Regions from separate parts of the Homo sapiens genome. Here region 2 is linked to region 1. Evidence: chromatin contacts called from ENCODE Hi-C or POLR2A ChIA-PET data. All regions are on one chromosome and are shown on one strand. The core of a region is the stretch at or near the end of the contact, and the rest is flanking DNA. Distances in the headings are between cores, read along the strand shown. Region 1 overlaps LINC01108 (long intergenic non-protein coding RNA 1108). Region 2 overlaps LOC101928354 (a long non-coding RNA gene).

The links. Hi-C counts contacts between places; a loop is a spot of excess contacts on that map. ChIA-PET counts read pairs that join two places held with the same protein, here RNA polymerase II (POLR2A). Pooled maps may share reads with other maps.
Region 2: a map of CD4-positive, alpha-beta T cell shows a loop between it and region 1 (2.5-fold over the local background). The contact joins two enhancer-like sites. A Hi-C loop is called at or near these places in 2 of 168 maps with a recorded cell type or tissue (CD4-positive, alpha-beta T cell and naive thymus-derived CD4-positive, alpha-beta T cell) and 9 of 50 pooled maps. POLR2A ChIA-PET finds 5 or more read pairs at or near these places in 1 of 52 experiments (activated CD4-positive, alpha-beta T cell).

The regions. Positions count from the first base shown.
Region 1 is chr6:14,275,375-14,280,351 of GRCh38, reverse strand. LINC01108 (long intergenic non-protein coding RNA 1108) reads left to right here. Exons shown (of 2, transcript NR_108097.1): 2 at 1-225. Among named protein-coding and RNA genes, the nearest start is that of LINC01108, 7.6 kb to the left of the region's middle. Within about 2 kb of position 3,176, at least 7 of the 41 ENCODE cell types and tissues checked have a DNase peak (open chromatin) inside an H3K27ac peak, as active enhancers do.
Region 2 is chr6:14,637,581-14,642,111 of GRCh38, reverse strand. The region is part of intron 2 of LOC101928354 (a long non-coding RNA gene); the gene reads left to right. Among named protein-coding and RNA genes, the nearest start is that of LINC01108, 350 kb to the right of the region's middle. RefSeq lists a silencer at 1,620-1,914 and an enhancer at 1,423-2,406. Within about 2 kb of position 2,756, at least 12 of the 41 ENCODE cell types and tissues checked have a DNase peak (open chromatin) inside an H3K27ac peak, as active enhancers do.

The DNA of each region.
Region 1 (4,977 bases), core at 1,927-4,426:
TAGATGAGGGCATGAGGGTGGGGCCCTCATAATGAGATTAGTGACCTTATCAAGAGGATGAGACACTAGATCCCTTGCTCCCTCTCTGCCTGCAATCACCAGTGAAAGGCCAAGTGAGGACATAATAGAAGCCATCCCTTCCCAGAACCCAGCCATGCTGGCACCCTGATCTCTAGCTTCTCAGCCTCCAGAACTGTGAGAAATAAATGTCTGTTGTCTACTCCACCCAGGTCGTGGTCATTCATTATAGCAGCACAAACAGACTAAGACAGTAGGGAACAGTGATTGTTACATTATAGGTGCTTAGCTAACTTGCTCACTGATCGGCTGAGGTCTCTCCCCTGCCATTAAACAGTGAACCAACAATTAGTTAGCAAATGCAATTTCAGCTTCTACTGAGGGAAAGATAATACACCCAGCAGTGTGAAGAAATTTCTTTGCAGAACCAAACTAAAGGTCCAGGTTACTAAACACAGCATTAGTTTTTCTCAAATCAGTATGTGTTGTTATACAGGCAAGCCTAATTAATCATATTTCCAGGGTATACACTGAATAATCTGAGAGAAGAAATCAATTACCTAAATTCGTGGTTCTCATAATTCGAAGCAGTCGAATTTCAAAGTGTAGGTTTTAAATCAGAACTGTTGATCGTGACAGATGGGGACATGGGAGGGAGGTGTGCATTTTAAATTTTAAAGAAACGTAATTTTATAGCAACCTGCATCTGTTAATAGGTTACATCTGTATCTTTTCAATGTTGCAGACATATAAGGCAAAAGAAATATTTTATAGATAATTCAACTAATTGACAGGCCTTTTGTTATTTCTTTGTTTTTTGGGGTTTTTTTGTTTTGTTTTGTTTTTGGTTTTGGTTTTTTTGGTTTTTTGTTTTGTTTTGTTTTTTGAGATGGAGTCTCGCTCTGTCACCCCGGCTGGAATGCAGTGGTGGGATCTTGGCTCACTGCAACCTCTGTCTCCCAGGTTCAAGCAATTCTTGTGCCTCAGCCTCCCGAGTTGCTGGGACTACAGGTGTGCGCCACCACGCCCAGCTAATTTGTTTTGTATTTTTAGTAGAGACAGGGTTTCACCATTTTGGCCAGCCTGGTCTCAAACTGCTGCCCTCAAGTGATCCACCTGTCTTGGCCTCCCAAAGTGCTGATTACAGGCCTGTGCTACTGCACCTGGCCTCTTTTCTTATTTCTAAATCTACTAACAGAGGCTGTTGACTTAGCACTTCTGCCCAAGCTCCTTCAAAGGCAAAACCATGCAGGAGGTGGGGAAGGTGCCTAGAATAAAAGGATGTAACAAATACAAGATGAGGAACAAGTAATATCATTTTTCTTATTGCTTGTTAATTATAATAACTCAGAAGTTGAAGCTTAAATATGTCTCCTTATCTTTTTTTATTCTTCTTTAATTAGTTCTGTTCAGTGAGCACCCTGGTTGGCATGTGTAAGACGTGCTCAGGAATACTCAGCCAATGACACTATAGGATTGCCGGATTTAGCAAAACTGATGTTGTAAAGCCGCTTGAAACTTCTAACGTGTGTAGAGAATTGTATGCACTTTAACAACAGATACATTTTCTTTCCTCTCCTAAGCTGCATTTGTGCCCATCCATTCTTGACCACATGCCTGTATGGCTGCTGTTGCTAGGGAGCCTGGATGTGACAAAGGGCTTTACAGCTCAAAGATCAGAGGGACCAGGACGCTGTGAGCAGCTGCCAGTGGGAACCTGGGCAGCTAAATGCAAGGGGCACTTTCCCCTCGCTGGCAAAGCAGCATCTGGGGGCTGCACTGGTTCCTGCCCCCACCTTCCTCTCCCTCTCCTCCTCCCCGTCTTTTGCCCCCTACCTCTCCCTCCATCTCCTCCTCCCCTTCTTCGAACTCACCTGCCCACCAGGGGCTGGGTAGTGAGTGAAACAGGAGAGGGTGCCCATCAAAGTGGTTTGGCGAGTGGCTACTGCTCAGTATTGCCATATGCAAGGGGCACTTCTGATTTTTCTATATTTTTCAAGCTATGCCAGTTATCTGGGTGTTGTGTGAAGTCACCATATTATTATTATTTCTTTTGAGATGTAGTCACCGTATTCTTCAGCACTGATGACTAACTTGAGTCTTTGAAAAACACCGTGCAAGCTAAAGCAAATGTCTCTGTGGGCTTCCCGACTGCAACCTCTGGGTTAAGGGAAGCCCAGTAGGTGTTTCTCTTTCCTGTCCTACCACCCTGAAGCCTGCCACGGATTCATTCAACAAGTGTTTTTGGACATTGACTATGTGCCAGGCACTGTTCTGTGCTGGACATAAGGCAGTGAAAACTCAGATAAAATGCCTGTTCTCAATAGGCCACATTCACTGAGAGATGGACAGTAAACAAAATGAGTAAGAAGAAAATGTATACTATATTAGATAGTACACAGGGCTATGGAGGAAAACAAAGCAAGATGGCAATAGGAAAGGTGGTTTAGTGTCCACTTTTGAATAGAAAAATTGGAGAAAACTTCAGTGAGAAGGCAGCAAGTCAACAAGAACCTGAAGGAATAAGCCACCTAGAGAACAAGAGAAGAACATTCTAGAGAGAGAGAGTGACGGCAAGTGCAAAGGTCCTGAGGCATGTAGCAAAGGGACTGGTCAGCAGGAGAGGTGGGAGTGAGTGAGTGAGAGCAGGGAAGAGTAGGAGGGAGGCCAGAGAGATGGGGTGGGACAGCCCACTGAGCAGCCTCTGCAATCCATGAAACTGTGGGGGAATTCTGAGCAGAGCAGAAAGTTGACCTGGCATGTTCTCACAGGTCACCCAGGCTGCTGTGTTGAGAGCAGACTGCAGGGAGGCAAAGTGGAGGAGGGAGGCTATGACAGTGATCACAGCAATGGAGATGATGGCAGCTCAGAGCGGGAAGATAGCACACAGGTGGAAAGAGAATGGTCAGATCCATTGCTAGGCAGGCCTCAGGAAATACCAGGTATGGAATTTCCCATCTCCTGGATTTGTTTTAGTCACCTATCAAAAGTAAAATGTAGCATCACGTTTAAAGAATTTTCCACTTAAAAAACCAAAACTGTTCACTTAGCTGCCTTAAAACTCTTTGCTGCCTTGATAGTCTGGCTTCCTGTGCACGGAGAGATCTGTTGACTCTAGCAGGATGAGTTAAGTGAGATCACAAGACACAGAAAGAGGAATAGACAGATCTGAAAATAAGCACTGGCTCATGCACCCAGAACCTAAAGCAGACCAAAATAAACCACATCCTCCCACCACTTTATTTTTTTATATTTAAGGGTTTTTTTGTTGTTTAGCAAAGTATAATTTTAGAGGTGGCAACCAGTTTGAAAAAAAGATGAGCAGGAGGAGAAGGGAAAGAAGAGGACGAGAAAGAGGAGGAGGAGGACAAGGAGGAGGAAGAGCAAGAAAAAGAGAAAGAGGAGGAGGAGTAAGAGGAGGAAGAGAAGGAGGAGGAAGAGGAGGAAGAGGAGGAAGAGGAGGAGGACCCTTAGCCAGGAGCCCAGGACTCAGGAGCAGTGCTGGCCCTTCCCTCTGTCACGAGTGGCTGCATGTAAGGAGAATGAGAATTGCAGACTTGAGCTGTTCAGAACCTCAAAATGTCTCTAATTAGAGACAGATTCAATGTCTGCTATATGTGCTATGTGCCACAGCATTTCCTGTTAATTAAAAGTCATTCACAGCTCTGTGGGTTAAAGGGCCTATTCCATACTCCAGATACTCCTAAAAGTGCTTAGGAAGGGGTAGGAGGAAAGGCATGGCCCACCTGAAAATAGTCCTGCTTCCCCTTGAGACCAGAGTGACCAGCAAATCACCGTGGCAGGTGGCATCTTCTCCCCTCCACAGCAGAGGCTCAGGCACTCCATTAAAAAGGGAGGTAACTGTCATCTCTCAATTCCAGGAATTCCTTCATTCTCTGCCCACCACTTCACCTTCTTTGGGCTCCCTCTCTGGCCTGACCTCCCAGCAGCACCATGTTTAGGTTCTCTTATTTGCCAAGACTCCCTAATAAAGATGCCTTGGCACTCAGCCCATATCCCCTCCACACTTCCCTCGATGTCTGAGGCTGCTCACTGCCAACCCTGGCATTCTGCTTTTTGCCTGGTTTGGGGAACCTTCTAGGTCCACCTGCAGGGAATCCAGAGTGCCAGGTCACTGCCCAGAAAGCCTGCCTCAAGCAATCATGAGCAAGGAACTGTTGGATAATGCCCAGCTTCCTCGTCCCGTAGATGGATTAAATCCAAGGCATGTTCTAAAGTGTCTCCGGGAGCTCCCTGTGGGATCAAGCTCCAGGTGCCCACTGTGGCAAATGGCTTAATAAGCCCCCTTGCTTCCCTCCCTTATCTGTCTCCCTTCCCCCATCCATGCTTCCTGGCCTAACCTCCTAAATAAATGATTTGTGCTTGAAGTCTTGCCTCAGTGTCTGCATTCAGAAGGACCTATCTAAGACACCCATCCACCGCCTCTGACTTGTGCTTCCCCAGGAGAAAGTTCTGCCTGCCCAACTCCTCTGATCCTGCCCTAACCCCCACAGGCAGGGCCCTTCCAGTCCAGGCTAGGCTTCTAGAACAGCTCCCCAGCACAGCCTGGCACCTGCGTCCCTGCGCATCAGGGGCAGGCATTATTGCCTCCTCGCCTTCACCCCCACCCACCTCTGCTGGAGGCTCATGCTCCGTCCTGTCCCAGGAGCCATGGCTATGAGCAGGGTGCCCCTCACAAGCATTCTGCAGCCGCTGCTGCTGGCAGCTGTGGTTTCCTATCAGCTGCTGCGTGCAGGCTGAGGGAGACACTCCTGGGCCTCATCCCAGACTTCCTGGCTTTGCCAAGCTCGCCGCTGCTGGGATGAACAAGGGAGCCCGAGTGTGGAGCTGTGTAGAGTCCCTCCAGGCCCAAGAGCACACTGGGGGCTGCCAATCTCCACATAGAGCTGAAAGAGCTGGAAGCAGAGCCCCAAGGGTGGCAACAGAGGACAGTCAGAA
Region 2 (4,531 bases), core at 1,507-4,006, 360 kb before region 1:
CATAAATATCATTTGCTGACACGGAGTCCTGGGGCTGCGCTGACCACAGGAGTCGCGGTCCCCAGGATGCAGGAACTGCTCACAAAGCAGGCATTTATGAACTGGTTGGCTTTGCATTAATTAATTCCCCATTCACCAACAGTAACAATCCCTTCAATGAGTGTCCAGGCCCTGGAAAGCCCTGGTGTTGATTGGAAGTGACAAGTGCATCGCAAAGTGTGACTGTGTTAATATGGAACAGCGCAAAGGGACCTGGAGCCCCTCTCCTGTCCCGCGCCTTCCTTCCCGTGTCATTTTTGAGGAAGAAAGAGGACTTGGCTTCTTAAGGAGTGTTTAATTTGGTTTTTCCTCTTTGGTGGTTCGCTTGTCAGCTGCTGTTTTCTCATCTGCTTCTTCTCCGGGATGGGTTAGTTCTGATGTAGTGAGTTCTGTCATGAGTCCATGGAGTGTCGCAAGGCCATCGAAGGGCCAAGAGCCCTGACAGGTCACAGGGGGCTGATAAGCCAGGGCTGATATACACACACACACATACGCACACACACACACACACAAACGGATATGGACTCTCTGGGGAGGCTGGGCAAAGCCTGGCAAATTCGCTCATTGTTAAGAATTTGGGAACCAACAAGAGACTTGGAGTTCCACAGGTCTTAGTAAAAGCTGAAATGGCAGGGAAATTGTAGAAAGTGGAGCTGATTGTCAATTCCCGAAGGCCAGGAAAACATCTCTTCTTTAACAGGCAGCTCTGTGCCATGTGCTTGCAGGCTCTAAATAAACGTTTGTTGGCTGGCTGACTGGCAGTGGGTTAGACACTTGCCCCTGTGATCCTCCAGCTTGTTTAATTGCCAGTTATTTGGCTTCTTTCTTTCCAGTTGTCTTACTAGTTTGCCAGTTTCTGTGTCAGTTGCTGGTTCTAAGGACGCATGCACTTATCTGGCTGGGCCATTTTAGGTTTTGCTACCTATTTACACATTGGCCAAATCTTTCTTAGTTGATACGGTCCTTTATTACTTTTGAAGATTTTCCGGTTTGTTTCATTCTGTGTTTTTGCTTGCACTTTTAGGAAGTAGATTTAAAAGACTTCATTCACCCTTTTCTAGGTATACACTGTGCTAGAAGATACCAAAATGATTAAGAAAGATCTCCCTCTTACCACTAGAAAAGAGGATTAAACATAAGCACATTCACAAATAACTGTAAGGCAGGATTAAGACAGGCCAGCGCTGAAAGAGACATATAAATAAGGGTGATGGGGCTTCCAAGGAAAGCACATCACAGCTGCCAGATCAGTCAACAAGGGCTTCCTTGGGCATCTGCAATGGGTCAGGAAAGATGGTCAGGGTTTTGTCATGTAAAGGGGGCATTCTTATCAAAGGGAATGGGAAACATCCGAGGCTGTGTGTTCTGGGAAGGAGTGAAGAGTACACTTTGGGGTAAAGCATAGATTTGGGCAGGAGAAGTGGGAGGGACCAGGGATTGAGGACTTTGTCAGCAAGGGTGAGATGTCTGCAGTAATTTTTGCAGACATGCAAACCAGTTGGGAGATGTTTATTTGGGTAAGTGTGGGTGGGACTAGGGTGAGTCACGTGAGGGGCCTAGGGCACAAAACTTAAGGAGACTTGCTCTCAGGTGCCACCTCTGCCTTTGCAGGATCCTGAGTCAGGTCTTCTTACTGCGCTCCCAGCTTGGTCTGGGAGTGGGCTGACCAGTGAGCAGCAGTTTTGCATATTCGCAAGATTGCTGCGAAAGCTCTGCATAGGAGGGATTGGAGACGGTGGGCGCTGTGTGAGACCGTGCAAATAGAGTTAATAGAGACAGAAAAGATGTGCAACCTGGATGGTGTGAATGGTGTGCTCCTGTAAAACAGTCAACACAGGCCAGGGACAATTCCACATGCTTTTCACATGTTAATTAATTTCCTGATGAAAGATAAAGCTTCTAGCCAGGAGTCCAGACAGCTGAGTTCTAGTCTAGCTCTGCTCTAAAGAGTCCTGGGAGCCCCTGTGGCCTCAGCTTTTTGACCTGTGAAATGACCGAGTAACAGACCATTTCATAGGTCCCTGAGAGCTCTAGAATCTCACGTCACTCATGACGTATGTTAATATCAGCTGGCCTCGAAAGAGAACCCGAGCCTTGGGGACCCCAATCTTGGATCTACAAGATCTCTCAGACCAGAAGCCCTGGGGGGTAAATCCCTCCATCCAGAATCTTGTCTTTCATCGATTCAGTGTGAACTACTTCTCAAATTTCTACATTTCTGGTCCCCCTTAAACACTGACATTCCAGTCAGTCTGATGTTAAATTCTGCTTTCCCCTTTCCACCTTGTGTTACCTACCACCACAGCCTGGCCCACATTTTTCTACCCCTCCCTCCTTCTGTCATTAACAAAACTCCCCAGACCCTTGCAAAGCCCCTACAGCAGAATTATCCCAAGAGAGAAACAGTGGATTTAATAAGCTTCCCCTTAGATGGCCCCAAATCCCTTCCAGTTGATTAGGGGAAAAAACAACTACACACAGGACAGTTTCCTGATGCGGGAGGTGAGAGAGAGAAAGAATAAAGAAAGTTCCTGAAGTCCTGGGCCTCAGGGACCAAATTAAGAAAGCAGCACCACTTATTCAAAATCAGATGAATGTCAGTGGGATGTTTGTCAAACAAACTTGTCATTATTTGTCACAATTTGAGGAAGTATCAGTCAATAGTCACACTCGAGCGCATAACAGAGTTATTTATAGCTGCCAGTCTAGAGTTTTAACTCATGCAGGGCCAAGGTTCGATGTTATAAACAGCTTTGTTTATAATGACTGCGTGGCTATAAATAGTTTGGTTCCCCGGGTGTCACAGAGCAGCCCCGGGATGGGCTGCCAAAACCAGCGCCAGGAAGCAGGCTGCAGCAGGGAGGTGAATCCTGGTGGTGGTTTTTTTTCTTCTCCGAGTACCCTTTCTGTGAGTCCTTGGCCAGAGTATTTCATGTTGTTCCTCAGTGTCCCTTTTGGAACGGGGAGTCGGGCTCCCTGGTGTTCCTGGGAGATGGTGGAAGTTACTCACTTAATGAATTAACATCTGCCCCAAGATCTGCTGTTGAAAGGGAGCCAGTATGGGGAGCACCGCCTCTTTTGTGCCTATTCACGGACAATGAGCTAATTACAGTCTCTCTCCTGCTGGAGGGTGGAGGGAGATATCCTGTTATTCCAGTGAACAGGCAAAGCTCTAAAGGTTTATTTACAGCTTCAGATTTAATTTGAACGACAGCAGCATCTCTTCTAAAAATACGAGGTTGTCAGAAATTTAGAAATTTACTAGTTTCTTGTGTCAGCAGAACCTTATCTAAGGAGTGGGAAGTTGGGGGATTTGTGGGGAGCAGAAAAGAGGAAGGGGAATATGTATACATAAATTTTACATGTAAAATACATAGGTATGTCAGCTTAAAAACTGATCATTTTACCAATTGGCACAGGGGCAGTATTCTCAACATCTTCCTGACAACCTCCAACCCCACCCTCCAAAAATGCAAATCTATTTGTCATATGGAAATTTCTTGATCGACTCTTTCCATGTCACGCTCAAAATCCTTACAGTCAATTTTAATACTATTAAGCTAAATCTTCTTTTGCTTTCTTTTTTTTTTTTTTTTAAGAAAAGGTGTGGCCATGAAAAAAAATTTATTGGATCTTAATTTGCAAGATTAGTTCTGGTTCATTTTATTGCAGTAATTTAATACTCATAATGATTTTCTGATGCATATGTTTTAGCAGCAAGATCTACTTCCTATTCATTTTTCATTTCAATGCAACTGACGTATATTAGGCAGCATGGTACAGATCTAAGGGAGCAGCACCCCGTGAGAAACTGACATCATTCTGCCATCTTGGCATCCTCCCAGACATGTGTTGAGCCCCAAGAAGCCTGCACCCAGGTATATCCAGGGATTCAGGACCGAAGGTGATAAGCAAGAAATCCTTCTTTAAAAAGGAGTTACCTGTTTTTCATGGATAGGATTATTAACATCATTACCATTATCATCATTACTGCAATTCTGGCTAAGGGAGCTGTGAGTTGCATCCTATTTGAATGTCTCCCACTGGATGGGAAGGAAGCAATGAGGGCCTCCTAAGTAAACCAACAATCACACTGCAGGGAAGGTGAATCATGGACTCCAATACCCAATGCCACAGGACTCTGACCCAGGTACTAGGGAGGGCATCCTGGAGGAGGTGGCCTCCGCATTGAATCCTACAGGAGGTTCCTTAGGGTGGTAATTGTGCCTTTTTGTTTCTGTACAGACACCTGCTGGCATAGTAGGCACATGGTACATCTTTGTAGAGAGAGTTAATGAAGGTGTATTCTTTTTAGGAAGTTGACAGTCCCTCTGGAACTCTATGTCATACATTAGCAATACATAAAAATAAACATGAATTTAAATGGTTAAAAATGAAAAATAAGAGAGAGGAGAGAGATATTTGTGGAGTGTGTGTGCTGGAGTAGAATGAGGACCCCCCATCTGATTGGTGCTCTGGAATTCCTAAACAA